Regions from separate parts of the Homo sapiens genome. Here region 2 is linked to region 1. A link is a loop called in an ENCODE intact Hi-C map of the cell type or tissue named here. Cell type or tissue: PC-9. All regions are shown on one strand. Links, peaks and the distances in the headings refer to the core of each region. The heading gives the core; the rest is flanking DNA. Region 1 overlaps SLC23A2 (solute carrier family 23 member 2). Region 2 overlaps SLC23A2 (solute carrier family 23 member 2).

Evidence for each region. Hi-C counts contacts between places; a loop is a spot of excess contacts. Peaks named below come from ENCODE experiments on the same cell type or tissue, not always from the same donor. Only the 100,000 strongest peaks of a DNase experiment are listed, where the experiment ranks them.
Region 2: it touches region 1 in a loop (4-fold over the local background); 5 of 110 quality-filtered maps call a loop at or near these places.

Annotation. Positions count from the first base shown.
Region 1 is chr20:4,945,280-4,953,605 of GRCh38, reverse strand. All of the region lies in intron 2 of SLC23A2 (solute carrier family 23 member 2), which reads left to right. Among named protein-coding and RNA genes, the nearest start is that of SLC23A2, 52 kb to the left of the region's middle. RefSeq lists a silencer at 4,005-4,054. In PC-9, for the core only: a CTCF peak has its summit at 3,544; a DNase peak (open chromatin) is centred at 2,065; H3K27ac peaks cover 1,169 bases.
Region 2 is chr20:4,895,313-4,903,638 of GRCh38, reverse strand. It overlaps SLC23A2 (solute carrier family 23 member 2), which reads left to right. Exons shown (of 17, transcript NM_005116.6): 5 at 1,081-1,197; 6 at 3,927-4,084. Among named protein-coding and RNA genes, the nearest start is that of RASSF2, 76 kb to the right of the region's middle. RefSeq lists an enhancer at 6,349-6,870. In PC-9, for the core only: no CTCF peak of the experiment used is centred there; DNase peaks (open chromatin) are centred at 5,188 and 6,288; H3K27ac peaks cover 3,866 bases.

The sequences.
Region 1 (8,326 bases), core at 294-8,293:
GCATTTATTTTTTGATGCAATCTGAGTATTTTTAATTAAATGGGTTTAACTCACAGGTCTAGCTGTGTTTTAGTCTGTATTCTGTTTCAAATTCTAATAGTGGTTTTAAGTGAAAAACATAAAAAAAAACCTCGTTTCTCTAATTGTCATAGTTAAGGCCTATGATTCTTTCTGTTTGGGAGAAGGGCTTTAGCATCTTCTTACTCTCTGTTTTCAGTCTTTATTAATGTAATCTTTTCTGTCTGCTTTATTTAATTACATTTCTTTTTTTATTTAATTTAATTTTATTATTATTATTTTTGTGATGGAGTCTTGCTGTGTTGCCAGGCTGGAGTGCAGTGGCGCTATCTTGGCTGACTGCAGTCTCCATCTCCCGGGTTCAAGTGATTGTACTGCCTCAGCCTCCTAAGTAGCTGGGAATACAGGCACGCATCACCACGCCTAGCTAATTTTTGTGTTTTTAGTAGAGACGGGGTTTCACCATGTTGGACAGGGTGGTCTGGATTTCTTGACCTTGTGATCCGCCTGCCTCGGCCTCCCAAAGTGCTGGGATTACAGGCATGAGTCACCGCGCCAGGCCTTTTTTTTTGAGTCTCGTTCTATCACCCAGGTTGGAGTGCAGTGGCACAATTTCGGCTCCCTGCAACCTTCGCCTCCCGGGTTCAAGCAATTCTCCTGCCTCAGCCTCCTGAGTAGCTGGGATTACAGGTACATGCCACCACGCCTGGCTAATTTTTGTATTTTTAGTAGAGATGGAGTTTCACCATGTTGATCAGGCTGGTCTTGAACTCCTGACCTCGTGATCCACCTGCCTTGGCCTCCCAAAGTGCTGCGATTACAGGTGTGAGCCACTGCGCCTGGCCTATTTAATTACATTTCTTATATAGCATATGTTTAGAGAGCAATGTGGCTTATGCATTGCGTTTTATAACCAGGTTTACACTCATTATTTAGCTTTGTCCCTATCTTGATGGTTTTAGCATCCATGCTTAGCAGTCTTGTATACTAGTTAGTGGCCTCTGTGAATTCCACTTCTATATTCCAACCTGGTTGGAATATAGCTTCAGGCTTTCTTTCCCTCCTTTTCTTTTGAGCTCATGCACATCTAAAACTATCTTGTTTGGCTTTCACACATGAAGGGCACCTTATCTGGGTATAAAATTCCTTGTTAAGACCTTTCCCTCAGTTTGTGTTTGTGTTATTGTCTTCTGACATTTAATACTGCTGTGGACAACCCAGGTGCTAAGCTTAATTCAAGCTAACACTTAAGCAAACCAAACATTTTCTCCTCCCTGGATGTGTCTACGATTCTTTCATCCTGTGGTTAAATTATTTTGCTAGGATGTGTCCAAGTATATGATTTTGCATGAACCTAGAATGCCCTTTTAGTCCCTTTACTCAGATTTTTCTTAATCTCAGAATAGTTTTTTAGTCTACATCTTTTATATTAGGTTATTGAAGTCTGCTCCATTTGTTCTTTTTTTTTTTTTTTTTTTTTTTTTGAGTCAGAGTCTTGCTCTGTCGCCCAGGCTGGAGTGTGGTGGTGCAATCTTCGCTCACTGCAACCTCTGCCTCCCAGGTTCAAGCGATTCTCCTGCCCTCAGCCTCACAAGTAGCTGGGATTACAGGCACGTGCCATCACACCCAGCTAATTTTTGTATGTTTAGTAGAGATGGGATTTCACTGTGTTGGCCAGGCTGGTCTCAAACTCCTGACCTTAGGTGATCGTCTGCCTCAGCCTCCCAAAGTGCTAGGATTACAGGTGTGAGCCACCACACCCGACCTCATTTGTTCTTTTTGAAAAAGTTTTATTGAGGTGTATTACACATCATGATAGTCATCATCTTAAAATATACAATTTAGTGGTTTTTAGTATACTGTTATTCACAAAGCTGTACAGCCATCACCACAATACAATTTTAGCACTTTTTTTCATCCTGCAGAGAATCCTAAAACCCATGAATAGTCACTCCCATCCCCACCCCAGCCCCAGGCAATCATCGATGAACTTTCTGCCTCTGGATTTGCCTACTCTGGATGTTTTGTGTAAATGGAATCATACAGCATAGCTGGCTTCATTGCCCCTTTTGTTTCTAAGTCTGCTTGAGAGGCACTGATGAGTCACAGCTTGGCCTTGTTCTTTGCTTTTTCCTGCCCAGCTCTGTCTCGGAATAGCCTTAGCCTTTCTGTAGTTTTCCTTGTCTCTCAGAGTTTCTCAGGTCTGTCACCCACCTCCGTTTCAGTCTTTTGTGATGCCATTTCTCTGGCTTACTTCTGAGTTAGTGCTGGTTCTTCATTTCCCTACTGTTCTTCCCCACCTCAGCGTCTTGTTTTTGATCCATTTTCTCCATATAATTGTCAATCTTGTTTCCTCTTTTAAAAAAATACCAACTTAAAAAATGTTTTTCTTCCTTTATTCCAACTGTGGGTTTTTGTTTTTGTTTTAAATTTTCTTTTGGCTCCTGCAACAAATCTTCTCTGATGTTAGAGTCTTCACAGCATGTCCTGAATACCGTTCTTGGCTCCCCTAGGCGTGTTGACCTGATGGGTTGGATGTGTCATGTGCGGACCTGTGTTCTGGGCGCTTGTGGTGGTGGGTCTCCTGCCCTGAGCAGTTGAAGCACCTGGCTCCCAACCTTCTCCCCAGTTTCTGCTAAGGTGTCACTTCTGGTCAGGTGGTGTCATCCTCTTATCCCACTGCTGAGCTCCTCAAAGTTTCTGTGAATGAGGAATACTTACAGCTGCTTTTCTCCAGGAATTGTCCTGGTTCTTTTTCTGTCTTTATCTCAGGGACTCCCATCTTCTAAGATGTCCCTTGCTGATGGTCGATGCCTCTTCTGCCTGGCTGTTTGTCATCTGAGCCTCGAGTTCCCTTTCTGGATTTGGGAAGGGCAGTCTGGTGTTAGGGAGATGGAGGCAGGTATTTGCATATTCCACAGGGCAGAGGGTGCCCACTGCCCAGGTTCCTGGTAGGCCCTGGCTTGGAGTCAGGACTGGGAAGGGCAAAGTCTGGCCACAGGTGTGACTTCTTTCCTAGTCCTGATGTCAGACTGTCAGTGTGCATGCATCACTTTTGTGTCTTCATGGGTACTTCCACTGTTCAGTAGGAATCAGTGGAGACCTGCCTGCTGGATGCCACGTTGAACTGGACCCCAGCAGTCAGCTCTCCAATGTGACAGTTACTTGTTGGCTTTGCCTACCTTTTAATGATGAACTCCTACCTTGAGATCTGAAATTTTTTGAGCTTTGAAAACAATTGTCTTTGGGCCCTGATTGGGGAAATGGAAACTTACCAGGTAGTAAAATTAATCTCCCTTTTCACTGAGCTGGAAGCAGCATGGGTGGACTTATTCATCTGAACTGAAGGGTTTACAAAGATAGGTTTTAATTTTCCTTCTTAGTGCAGGTTTGAGACGTATTCTCAGCAGCTGCTTGGTTTCTACAATAGACTATCCAGCCTGCCATGGAGAAACCTGCTACAGATTGATGTTAAGGAAACCATAATAGAGGCATGCAGTAACTGTTTGTAACCGGGTGGTGGCTGTTGTGTAACACAAATAGCATTTCTAATGAGGTGGTGCGGTTATACAATTTTGGCCAGCCTGTGTGGGTTATAAAAGCTGAAATTCCTTCAGCACCTGAGAGCGTCTCATGCTGAGTACCAGGACAATCGCAGGGTTGCACAGACACCGGCACAGAAGTGGTGGGTGACGCACTGATTAGAGGACATTTCTGTGGAAGGGTGGAGTTTCACTTTGAAGGTAAGGCCATTTGGCGGTTCTGCTTTGGGGAATGAGTTGTGAGGATATACAGATTGATTACTATCTGTTTGTGTCTGTGTGCATTTGGGTCTGCGTGTATCTGTTTCCATGTGAGTATCTGAGTGTTTGTATCTCTGGTGATGTTTCTGATTTTCTACATATATGTCTGTTTCTGTGTGTGTGCGCGCCTGTGTGTGTGTGACTGTGCCTGTGTAGGTGGGTGAGAAGTTCTCAGTTTTGCACAGCTGCATTACTAGAAAATCTCCAAAGGGTTTCTTAGTGCTGTCAGACATAATTTAAATATCAAAAACTGAACATTAACATTTATGCACTTCTTAGAAGGCACCGCCCTTAGGTATGTGAGAGAGAATAGCAATAAAAACTTCATCTGCAGCGAGTAAAATTTCTGTGTTTTTCAGGTGCTTATTTACTTTCCAGAGTAAATAAAGTAAAAACGATGTAAGTAAATTACTTATTTTCAGAGTCCAATCTAGTGCCAGGATTGCCAAAGCTCTGCTGTGTGTTCTTTTATGTTTTCCTTTTTTTTTTTTTTTTTTGAGATGGAGTCTCGCTCTGTCACCCAGGCTGGAGTGCAATGGTGCGATCTCGGCTCACTGCAATCTCCGCCTCCCAGGTTCAAGCAACTCTCCCGCCTCAGACTCCCAAATAGCTGGGATTACAGGTGCCTGCCACCACGCCTGGCTACTTTTTTTCTATTTTTAGTAGAGATGGGGTTTCACCATGTTGAGCAGGCTGGTCTCAAACTCCTGACCTCAGGTAATCCATCCGTCTTGGCCTCCCAAAGTGCAGGGGTTACATGTGTGAGCCACCGTGCCCAGCCTATGTTTTCCTTCTATGCAGAGTTTCAGAAGTCTGATGAAAAGTAAGTAAACAACCAAAAAGGAATATAAGTGAAACAAACTTCATGGAGAGCTAGAGTGTCTTATAGCTGAGTGCAGATATATTTTTAATTCTTTTAAGGTCTTTGGGTTATTAAAAAATGTCAGGTTCAGATACCAGAAAAAAGCAAGACATCTGTAGCATACAATTCTAAGTGATTGCAGTCTCTGTATTTAATGAATATAATTTTTAATGAATTGCTTAGGAAGAACACACTCCTGTGCAGGAAAAAGAGTGTATAACATACAGGCATGGAATATTTAAAGCCTCCCATTTATTGAAGATCAGGGAAAAGCTTTGCAATAATTTTGATCACCACGTATGTGGTGTTAACCTGGGGAAGAATTAGTGTCCCAGCCCCAGATAATTGCAGTGCAGTTTAGGCAAACCCACTCTTCAGCCCTTAGGTAATCTATTAGAGCAGGTGAATCCCTCAGAGCTCCCTTTTCCTTATCTTGGGAGAGTCTGCAGGGAAGAGGAACTCTTGGTATACTGGACTAGTGGGGAGCAGGGGGTATGGTGTGGTGGGGAGAAACAGTACTGCACAAGAGATTTGCAAATGGAATGTCTTCCAGATGAGACCGGGAAAGTGGTTGGTGTTGAGAGGACTGAATAAATGGGCCAAAGTCCAGCAAAACCAAGCAGGCGTAATTGGGTAGTTAGGAAATAGAGGCAAAGTGGAGCTGGATCTTTCTCTGCAGGTGAAAGAAGGAAATTTGGCTTTGGTCCTTGGAGAATGACATGGTCTGAAGAGCAGATCACAGAGAGGGCTGGTGAGTCCGTTGAGTTACTTGAGATGCTTCTCCCAGCACCTGAGCCTGCCTTCTCCCAGCAGGGGCAGCTCTGGCAACAGTAGCTGGAGGTGACCAAGTGCCCTACTGAGGCTTCCTCTTCAGGGACTGTGCTGGAAAGAGGATGGAGCAGGCATCCCAGACACAGTGGGACTGAATCAGCAGGGCACAGCCATCTCCTGGAAGTTATCCAGGCTCCCAAGATTTTTGTATTGGGTGAGCCAGGGGGAGCATCAAATGACAAAAGGCATCTGGAGACCTGGAAGAGAAGAAAGCATTCTTTCTATTCCCTGAAAGTAACTCACAAATTTTCCTCAGCTTCCTTCAGAATGACTTTTAGATATGACCTTCTCAGGCCTATTCTGGTCTTTTGGCCTTTTCTTCAGAGTCTCGTTCTCTTAGCTTGGAAGGTAACACGAACAACGTTTGTCTTCCAGAATGATTGTTGGACCCACAACATTGGCCCTGAGCTTTTTTGCAGAGATAAATCAACCTCTCTGTGCTCCAGTTTCTCATCTGTGAAATGGAGAGAATAACAACCCCTCCCAGAATTTTTATAAGGGCTAAGTGAAACCATGTTTGTGCCTGGGACTTGATAGTTCATTATGCACATGTTTTTATCTTGTTGTTAAAATTCCATATAAAATTAGCTTTTCAGTGGCTCCTGTGATGACTGATGATTAATACATTTTAAATAGTGTTGAAATAAAAAGCACCATGTGTGCAAAAAGTGATGTGTTAAATCACGTAGTAGAAATAAATGCAATAAAACTCATCTTTGTTCTGCTTTAGTTTGCTAAAATGTACATTCAGATTTTAATTTTGTCATGCAGGCTGCACTTTTTGCTATACTGCCCCTCCCTTTCCCCTTTCACGTCCCAGCCACAAGATTTCCCTGAACGAGTCAGGGATTTCCCCAAGTATTTGAATGCCTTTTATGCATTGGACACTGTGTCCCTGCTGCCATCTCATTCTGGTGGGGAGCGGACAGGAAGCTGGGAACCATGGAAACACAGAAGACGGACAGCTGACCCAGGAGTGCTCCCTGGAGGAGGAGGTCTCTTGAGCCCAGACCTGGGAACTCTGGAGGTCAGCGTGGGCAGTGTGGGCAGCACCTGGCACTGAGGAGAAATGGCCAGGATGACGAGGCTTAAGATGGTCTTGTTATAATTTTATTTAAATAAAGTTTTGGAAAGAAAACTTCTGCTGAAAGATACCAGGTACAGTAGGCGCTGTAGCATCTGTTTGCTATAGCATTAGGTTAGAAAAAGAAAGACTGCGGATGACTTTGTATCTTAAACCCCCAAACAAACAAAGCATACACCACTCTGACATTTTACTTTCTCAGACTCCATCGCTCTTCTGAACAAGCAGGCAAATGAGTTATCGTCTTGTCACCTAGATACCATGACCATCACCTTTCATGGCTCATGCATAATTCGATGGCAGCAAAATGACGTGTCTCAGGCTGGACTCAGGAGCTTTTTTAGGATTTAGTGTTGCATTTGGGACTAGAGCTTGTCTGTACCAGAGCTTCTGGGACTAAGTCTTTGGGCTGGACTGAAGGGATCTTCTGTAGGCAGAGCCCATTCTTCAACATCTTGTTTCATTCTGTCAGTTGTGCATTTTACTTTATGTGCCATAAACTATTTGCTGTCAGTTAGGAATGATCCTCCCCACCCAACTCACCCCATGGATGTTTCAGGAAAATTTCCCACGTTTATCCAGTGGCATCGCATCCTCTCTGGCCCACTGGTGAGGACCTGAGAACCCATTTTTAGATTATTTCTAACTAGTACAGTGTTTGCCCAGGGACCCTTTTTTTCTACAGTCAGAGCAGGGTTGCTACTGTCAGGACCCCTCTTGGGGCCCTGGGAGTGGCCTCTAAGGGATCATTACTCCTGGGGCTCGCTACAGATGGAAACTGGTTTCTGAGATGGAACTTGGCAGTGGTACCTATGTTCCCTCTCAGAAATCCAGGTTTTATCTGGCTTCCTTTAAAACATTTCCAACTCTTAAAAGAATTAAGTCCACAAACTGAGACAGTGACAGAAGGCTGAGATGGCACATTAGGGTGCAAAGGAGATTCCTTCCATTGCAGTCATTGGGGGTAGTTTGGTTTAGGGCTCTGGTAGATTATTGTAATTAATTATAAGGCCACCCTGGTGCTGCAATTCTGGGTACCCCCTCCATCATTGTGGCAGGGGAATATGATGATATTTTGTCATCAGTGCCATCATCTTATACCGCTTTCTCACTTTGGCACAATATTTCTATGGGCATGTTAGTTTAAGGTCAGTAAATAATCTGATTTAAGTCGGGCACTTGGAACATGCCTTTCATGTCAGTGTGCAGAGTTTTTCCATCAGTGACTTGCAGACTCTTTTCCCCTGACCCACAGCATGAAGCATTTTACCTTGACACTCTCGGTTACCCCTGTCTTTTGAGATATGCTCTGAAGTTTTTTGTTCTGTCAAATGCCATTGTTTTAAAAATTCTGGTCAAGATCCACTAATTTAATTTCATGACCTACTAGTAGGTACTGACTTGCGGTTTGAAAAATGAGCGCTGGCTAGGCATGGTGGCTCATGCCTGTGATCCCAGCACTTTGAGAGGCTGAGGCGGGAGGATTGCTTGAGCTCAGGAGTTCGAGACCAGCCTGGGCAACAAGTAGACCCTGTCTCTACAAAAAATACAAACATTTGCTGGGCATAGTGGCGCATGCCTGTGGTCACAGCTACTCAGGAGGCTGAGGTGGGAGGTTGCAGTGAGCTGCGATTGCTTGACTGTACTCCAACCTGGGTGCCAGAGCCAGACTGTGTCTCAAAAAAGACAAACAAACAAACAAACAAACAAACAAGATCAAGAGTTCCT
Region 2 (8,326 bases), core at 302-8,301, 50 kb after region 1:
ACTGTGTCCCTTCTTTTGTTTAAGGGTATTGGGCCCCAAACCCCAAACCCCTGTTGCCTCCATGTGGGTGGAACACATGGAATCAGCATTTTTCCATGTGGATATCTCTTCATTTTGTTTCCTGTTAAACACTTTGTTTGCTAGGTTATAAAACATTTCTTAAAATGAGATACATATCTTGGATTCCAAGAAATGATTGTAGAAATTCCAAGGAAAGATTATTTGTGTGGTGTTTGAAACCAGAGCAGTTTTGAGGTTCTCCTGGGGAACTCGGGGCTACCTTGAGTTTTCTGTTTGGCTCAGATACTGCATGAGTTCAGAACTGATGCTGGGGGTGATTGGAAGAGGCTGGACTCTAACCTAAAGTGACTGGTCTTTATGATGATTTTTGCTTAAAAAACCATGCCACACTTAATGTTTTAAAATATTTTTTTTACTAGTGTTAGGAGAAAAAGAAGAAAAAACCTGTCACCTAAACTATGAATACATTTTTAATGTTTTGTTTTTTAAACAGAATTCAAATCACCGTGTTTATATACTTTAGAATTACTCTTTTCACCTAACGTTATCTGAGCAATAGTGTTTGGATAGGAGGGTGTAGAATTTTAAAGTACAAAGATCCTTTTTACTTGCAGGGATGAAGTGGGCTGGGAGGGGCAGATCAGTGTGCTGTCTCTTTGAAAGTGGTTAAAATTTTCTAAGATTTTTTTCATCTGGGGTCTCACGCAAGGACTGCTCGTGCCAAGGTATCATTTTGTGGTCTCAACCTGGGAACATCTCTGTCCATGCAGGAGGATCCCCAGGCCTGGGGAGAAGCTCTGAGCAAGTTTGGTGTTCTCAGGGATGAGATGTTGCCCAAGGACGCTGACCCCCCAAATTCTGAGGATTGACCATCCCGGTGGGCGACTGTACTTGAGCCAAAGAGAATACTTGGCTTCAAAGATAGCCAAGGCTCAAAACTGCAGGAAGATGGCAACCACTTGATAAAGTTGTTTTTCTGTAATAGTGGCCTGTACATGGCCGAGCTAACACTGGTCTTCACGTTTAATGAGCACCTTCTTTTCTCCTTCTGGCTCGCAGAGCTCTCTCGCTGAGACCCTGGATAGCACTGGCAGTCTGGACCCCCAGCGATCAGACATGATTTATACCATAGAAGATGTTCCTCCCTGGTACCTGTGTATATTTCTGGGGCTACAGGTAAGATGGTTCCTGTAGGATGTGTAACTACCAGCAGGTGTTTGCATTGTCTACCATCTGGAATTGTTTAAAAATTCCACTTTGGTTTTTGTTTATTGAAGACTTTTATAAATTCCTCTTTTAAGAGTGATGAGTAGGGGCTGAGCACAGTGGCTGATGCCTGTAATCCTAGCAGTTTTGGAGGCTGAGGTGGGCAGATCACTGGAGCCTAGGAGCTCAAGACCAGCCTGGGTAACATGGCAAAAGTCCATCTCTACAAAAAATACAAAAATTAGCCATGTGTGGTGGTGTGTGCCCACAGTCCCAGCTACTCAAGAGGCTGAGGCAGGAGGATCGCTTGAGGTTGAGGTTGCAGTGAGCTGTGATCACACCACTCCACTTCAGCCTGGTTGACATAGTGAGACCCTGTCTCAAAAAACAAATGATGAATGGGAATTGTTGACATCACAGCAGGAGGAAGAAAAGAACAGGTAGAATGGATTACCAGGGAAAAGAAAGAAGATGTTCAGGGCACAAGCAAGAGCAGTGACATAAAGGAAGGGAAAGGAAATAGAGTTATAGAAAGAAGGAAGAATAGAGAAAGGAGAAAAGTTGAAGAATAGAGAAAAGAGAAATTAATTTTCATCTCCCATTCCTGGCCTAGTTAACCCACCCACAATCATGGTAACCTCTGCCATGAAACAGGAGCTACCCGGAAAAGTGCCATGTTGGCCAGGACCTAAATGGTAGGTTTTCAGTCTTATTTTTTAAAGGAAGGGAAACTTGCCATGGTAGCAGCAGCTTTGTCTGCTGCAGCTTCCAGTGGGAGGGGAGGGCAGCCGGGCTCAGGGACAAGGTGGGTGGTGACATAGCTGATGGAGGCCTCCGGCGTCTTTGATACTTCCCTCCTCTGTCTTCAGCACCCTTTTCCCTTTCATAGGATGAACGCGGGACGTTTTGGAGAAAGGGGACAACGTGGGGAGGGTCTTTTCTTAAATGCACACTCCTGGACTGAATATGCTTTGGTTTTAACTTGGACTCTGTTCTGAGGTCGGACTTAGCATTTTTCCCTTCTCAAGTTTGTGTGGTCAGTTCAACCTAAGGTATCTCAGGTGCCGAGAAAATCCATCTCATTGTCCAGAGAGGTTGATTCACCCTGGGGTGGGGCTGCCAACAGCTGGGTACTTTGGTTGAGTTTCCAGTTGCCCCGCCCTTCCCTCACCCCGTTTCAGGTATCACAGCCCATGGTAACCCCGACTGGCAGGTGTCTGTTGAGTAGGGGAGGAGTCAGAGCAAAAGGAGCTGAGTGGCCTCGGCAACTAGTCTACCTTGGGCTGAGCATTCTGAACCAGATTCAGGAAGGACACTTTTTGGAATGTTTATCTTATAAATGTTCCCAGCAGTCTTCCCTGGTCAGATAGGAGTGGGAAACCCTGCCTGCATCATGCCCTTCCTGACGATTCAGAGTACATAAAGTTGTGAGCAGCCCTGAGACATCCTGAACAGGAGTATTTCACCCCAGGAAACTCCTTTACAGTCGGGCTTCATGGGCTGCATGTGGCATGTTTGGCTAACGTGGGCAGGAATGGGAAGCTGCTGGAAGAAAAGTAGGAAGTTTGCAGAACAGAAATAAGAACTGGTCAACAGGGGAAGGGAGGGAAGTGAGTCGTGAGTGCTGGGACTATCCTACCAGGGCTACAGGTGTGGCGGGGGGTTGGGGGGACTCCCAAAGGAAAGTGGGATGGGGTTCTTTCTGGAAGATTCCCATGGCTACTGTACGCCCTTAACCCTGCCCTGACTGGAACAGACGAATTCTTTGTTTTCGAAAACAATGCCAGCTCACAGAAAAAGACAGAAAACACTCCATGCGTATGTAACTTATGAAGCTTATGTAACTTTAATCCCCAGACATGAAAGAACTTTTTTAAAGAAATAGACTAATTAACCTAGAAATGTAGATGCAAAATTCTGTATAAAATATTAGCAAATCAAATCCCAGAAGAAAAATACAGTATGACTAACTAGGGTTTGTTTCAAGCATGCAAGAATAGTTCAGCACATCACAATTCATGATAACAGATTAGAGGAGAAAGGCCTTATGGTTTTAGCAATTTATGCCAGAAAAGCATTTTGGGGAAGAAACCCAAATATTTCTAATAAGAATTACATAAGTAAAATATCACCAGTGCTGATATTGACTGTTTCCTTTGTGAGGCATGGATTCATCCAAGTAATAAGTAATAATGACAGTGAATAGTAAGACAATAAAATGTAATGAAAAGGAGAAATGCAGCTGGGCGTGGTGGCTCACGCCTGTAATCCCAGCACTTTGGAGAGGGAGAGGCAGGCGGATCGCTTGAGCCCAGGTGTTTGACACCAGCTTTGCCAACACGGTGAAAACCCATCGCTACAAAAAATACAAAAATAAGCTGGGCGTGGTGGTGCGCCCCTGTAATCCCAGCTATTTGGGAGGTTGAAGCAGGAGAATTGCTTGAGCCTGGGAGGTGGAGGTCACAGTGAGCCAAGATCGCACCATTGCACTCCGTCGAGGGCAATGGGAGTGAAACTGTCTTAACAACAAAGGAGAAATACTGAAAAAGAAGGAAAAAAGTATGGCTTGGTCGAAAAACCAAGGAGATTCTTTATGTGGGCTATTTTTTAACGACAATAAGAGAGAAGAATTAGGATGAAATCAAGAATAAATGAGGAAGGGTTTACTGTTTCTCCTCTGACCCTTTTCCTGCCCACAGCACTACCTGACATGCTTCAGCGGCACGATCGCAGTGCCCTTCCTGTTGGCCGATGCCATGTGTGTGGGGTACGACCAGTGGGCCACCAGCCAGCTCATTGGGACCATTTTCTTCTGTGTGGGAATCACTACTTTGCTACAGACAACGTTTGGATGCAGGTGAGATTGGGGTACTAATGGGGGATGCCAAAGCCCCCAGAAGGCATTGAGCGCAGAAGGCATTGAGCTGCGCCGTTTGCCTAGGGCTGTTGGCAAGGACAGAATGGAGGCACGGGAATGTCCTAGTGGCCGTTGGTCCCCACCCCTCAGTGTTCCTCCCAGTCATTTCCTCTCTTGGTGAATGGCACCACCGCCACCTTCCCCTACCCAGTTGTCCAAGCTGGAAACTCAGCCTCACTCTCCTTCCCCTGCCCCCTTGGCAAGTCATGCTCGCTCCCCAGCACCCCTCTGTGCCCCTATTCCTTACGTTCAGACCAGAGTGTCCCACCAGGCTCCCCGTTGGCTTCCCTGCCTCCAGGGCACTGCTCTTGGACTCACTTTGTGCCCCACACCCAGTGCCATCTTTCTACTTCCACACCCTCCTCAGGGTGAGCCACACTGCAGCTCTCCTCCCTTTTTACACACCAGGCTGCACCCAGCATTTAGGCTTGCCCTTGCTCTCTGCCCCACTTCCATCTCCAGCCATGCCTCTGAGCCCTGTCTCCTGCCTTCCCTGGCCTCACTCCCAAGGGCCCGCTGTCTACCTTCTTGTGTGTCTTCCCTCAACCCGCCTGGCACACAACAGCTCATCCTCCAGGCCCAGCTTGTCCTGCCCTCCCGACTCTGTGGAGCCCTTCATTGTTCTCTGAATTCCCACCTTGTTTTCATCCTTCCAGTGTGGCCTTTATTCCAGTTTGTCCTTTTTGTTTCTATGTCTTTTTCCCACGGTGCTTCCTCCTTGATGCCAGGGCTTTGGCTTGTTCACTTCTGCATTTCCAGCCACCAGCTTAAATGGACGTGGAGCTGGCACAGGAAGGAAGAGAAACATCCTTATCTACCTTCCTACCTCCTCCTGCAAGCTTGTCTTTTCCTCTCCTTTCCTGCTCCTCTCCCCTCTTCGCAGTGCAGCCTCTTGCTTTACCCCAGGGCACTGCTCAGGAAGTGGAGCCTGCTCTGGCAGGACTGTCCTAAGTTCACGGCCAGCTGTCTCTTGCTCTGTCAGAGACAGGCTGAGTAAGGCCTGGCCCTCCCTGCGGTGGGAGGTGGGTGTGAGCTGAAGTCAGGGACTGCATTCTGATGAGTCAGAATCCTTCGGGACCTCAGGGTTGCCCTAACGCGGCACGGGGATAGGGGAGCCTTGGAGGGCGGTGAGCCATGTGCAGGTGTTCTGGTTGCCAGGATAGGCCACACCCTGGGAGGGTAGGCTGCAGGTCTGCTGATGGAAAGAAGCTATGTGGACTAAAGGCTTTGGGGCTGGCAAGCTCTGATGGTTCCCAGATCCCAGCCCTTGCTAGTCTGCCCACAACCACCAAGCTGGGCTGAAGGGAGGAGGGTCTCCTCAAACCCCCCAGGGGGCAGGGCAGGGATATCACTGACCGACTAGGGGAAGGAGATGTGGTCTGGGCCTTCCAAGAAGGGCTCAACCTGACTAGCACCCTCTTTCATTCTTTGGGTACAGTGTTCAGGGCTCTGTGCTTCAAGTCCAGAGTGCACGGCAGAGCTTTTTTTGGCTCACTCAGGATCCTTACCTTGCCCATGGAGCACTGGTTCTCTGGGGAGATGTTCTTTTTCTAAACCGCTGACTTATCCGTGGATTTGTAGGCATAATCCCTCTGTGAATTTGGTCAGTGTCTCTAGCTGAGCATTATTGGTTGACCTGAATAGGGGATGAAAGCTGTGTTTATTGCAGTGAAGTGTGTACCGTGTGCAGCTCTGCCCCAGCTCATGCCAAGGAGGCCAGGCCTGGCCAGCAGCTGAGCCTGATGGGCAAAGTTGCTAATGGGACACAGAAGGGAGGGCCTGGGGGAACTTGGGGTAAATACTTTTGGTCACAGAGGGCATCATCTTGCCCACTGTTGGGGCACAAGACCTAAACAGAACTACCTGGGTCAGCGTGGTTCACCTCCCTGCTGGCCTGGGAAGCAGTTTGAGCGGAGTAAGAACAGGAGAGGGATTTGACACCCTACTGGGATGGCTCAGGGACCCAAAATGCAGAGCTGTGGCCTGGAGGAGGGTGCGTGTCTGTGCGCCCCATGCCCACAAGGCTGGGTGAAAGCAGCCTTTCTTGCTGTGTTTGTGAGGAGTCAGAGTGAGTCCCCCATGACCTTTGGCTGTGCAAGGAATGGCAGCCCCACCCCTGCTTCCATCCTCCCCACAGTGTGGCCATTTGCTTAGTCATAAATCAGGTGGTGCTGACTCTAATCACGTCAGCAACTGTGTGCTGCTGGGCAGGTGCAGGTGTGCTGGGGACTTTGGTGGGGTGTTGGGCTTGTGATAGGGGTTTTCTATGGTTGTCGGGGTGTGGGTGGTGCCCGTTCTCTTAACCTGGGCAAAGAGAAAGAGTACTGGCTCAGCCCTGCAGATATTCAGTGACTGGTCTATGTGGCAGGTGCGGGGCCTGGCCATTGTGGGGCGCAATGGTGACATCGAAGCACATGGCTTGCAGCACGAAGGGCAGCGCCATCAGGGAGACACAGTGCATCCTCCAGGGGACTTGGTGGGAGCCCTGGAGGAGGTGGTGTTTGAGACAGGCCCTGCAGGCTCCAAGGGCTCTGCCCAGGAGGGCTGAGGGAGCAGCTTCCATCCCAGCAGGGGCAGGAGCAAAGGCAGGAAGTCACAGCCTGGCATGATCCCCCTGCCCAGGCACACAGAGGCCAGAGCTTGGGACTTATCAACAGGCACAGGGAGCATTCAATGGCTTTGTTAGCAGGGGACTCGCCCCCGGGGCTGTGCCTTGAAGGACGTTACTTGGTTACTTAGTATAGGGGGTGAGGACCATCCCAGGGGATCAGTGACATCCATGAGAAAGGTGATGGGGGCCTAGGCAAGCCTCAGGGGTGTGGGATAGGAAGGTGACTGTGCTAGGACTGAACTCATTCCCCAGTCTCACTCTTTCTCGTCCTGGGGGTCCCTTCCTGCTTTGAATCCTTAGCTGGAAAGAGAAGCAGCACGGAATGGAATGTGCTTCATGTGTCCTGATTAAAGAATCTTTCCAGTGGAGCGGCTTAGAGAGAGCCTTTGGGATGGGGGAGGGGAGCGCCCCTGCCAGCACCTTGTGGGCAGTCTGGGCCTCCCAGGCTGAGGGGGGCTTTTGCTGTGAATCTGAGCCTGCAGTGCTGTGTGTTGCCTGCACCCCTTGCTTCCTCTCCGACCAGCAGGTGGGCAGTGAGCTGGGGCTCCGGTGGGGGCTCCTGCTCCGCACGGCCTCAGACCCTGTCTGCAGACCTTCTTCCGTGTGGGTCCTTAGCACACTTGGGGGCCTGCTGTGCAGGGGGCTGCGTGTCTGAGGCAGCGAAGGGGCACTGAGGCAACGAGAGAGGCCGCTGGTTCCCCCCTTGACTGGCCAGTCACCGTGGGGGGCACGTTTGCTGCACCCCATGTTCGTGTGTCTCCTCTTCTCTCATCCCCCCCACGTCTCTCCACCCTCCATCCCTTCCTGTTGGGATGCAGACTCCTCCACCCTTCCTGTTCCCATCTTTGCGCTAGGCCAGACGAGGCCAGGCTACCTTGTCAGCCGCACCACCTCTCACAGCCTTGCCTCAGGTTTCCTGTGGGGTTAGTGAGGGAAGAGCAGAAATCCCCAAATGGCCAACTCCTCCGTGAGCATATGCGCTGTTCCCATCCAGCAGAGCAAGGTTGGCAGCCAGACCTCAGTAGGGTGAGGCCCCCTCTGGTACTTGGACACCCAGATCTCACTCAGGACAGCATCTGTTCTAGGGGTGCTCACCAAGATCAATACTGCCAGAGCTGGACGCATGGCCATTGCAAGTGAAAGTCAGATTTTGGGATACTTTTATGGAATTCTAACCCCTTGGGTATCAAACCTACATTTCTGAGGATAGAGATATGTTTACAGCATGTGGCATTATGACCTTGGACAAGTGACCCCTCGAGCCCCGTTTCCTTTGTGAAAATGAAAGAAGGCTTCTCCCTCAGGTGTCCTGGGAATGATATATTTCGCCTAATTTTAATGAATCTATTGTGTTTTTGTAGATTATTATGTTTCCTAAAATACTTTTTGGGAGTTTTTGCATATGAAAATGTGAACTCATATTTTAGACTTTTAGTTCTGCTAGTTGCTTAGATAGATCCATCATAGGCTGTGAATTATCATTTCTTTTAGACTTCTGTGTTTATTTTCTGCAGTTGGGGTAGAGAGACTGTGAGCAGGGAGCAAGGTGGAGAGGAAAGGCAGATGCAGCC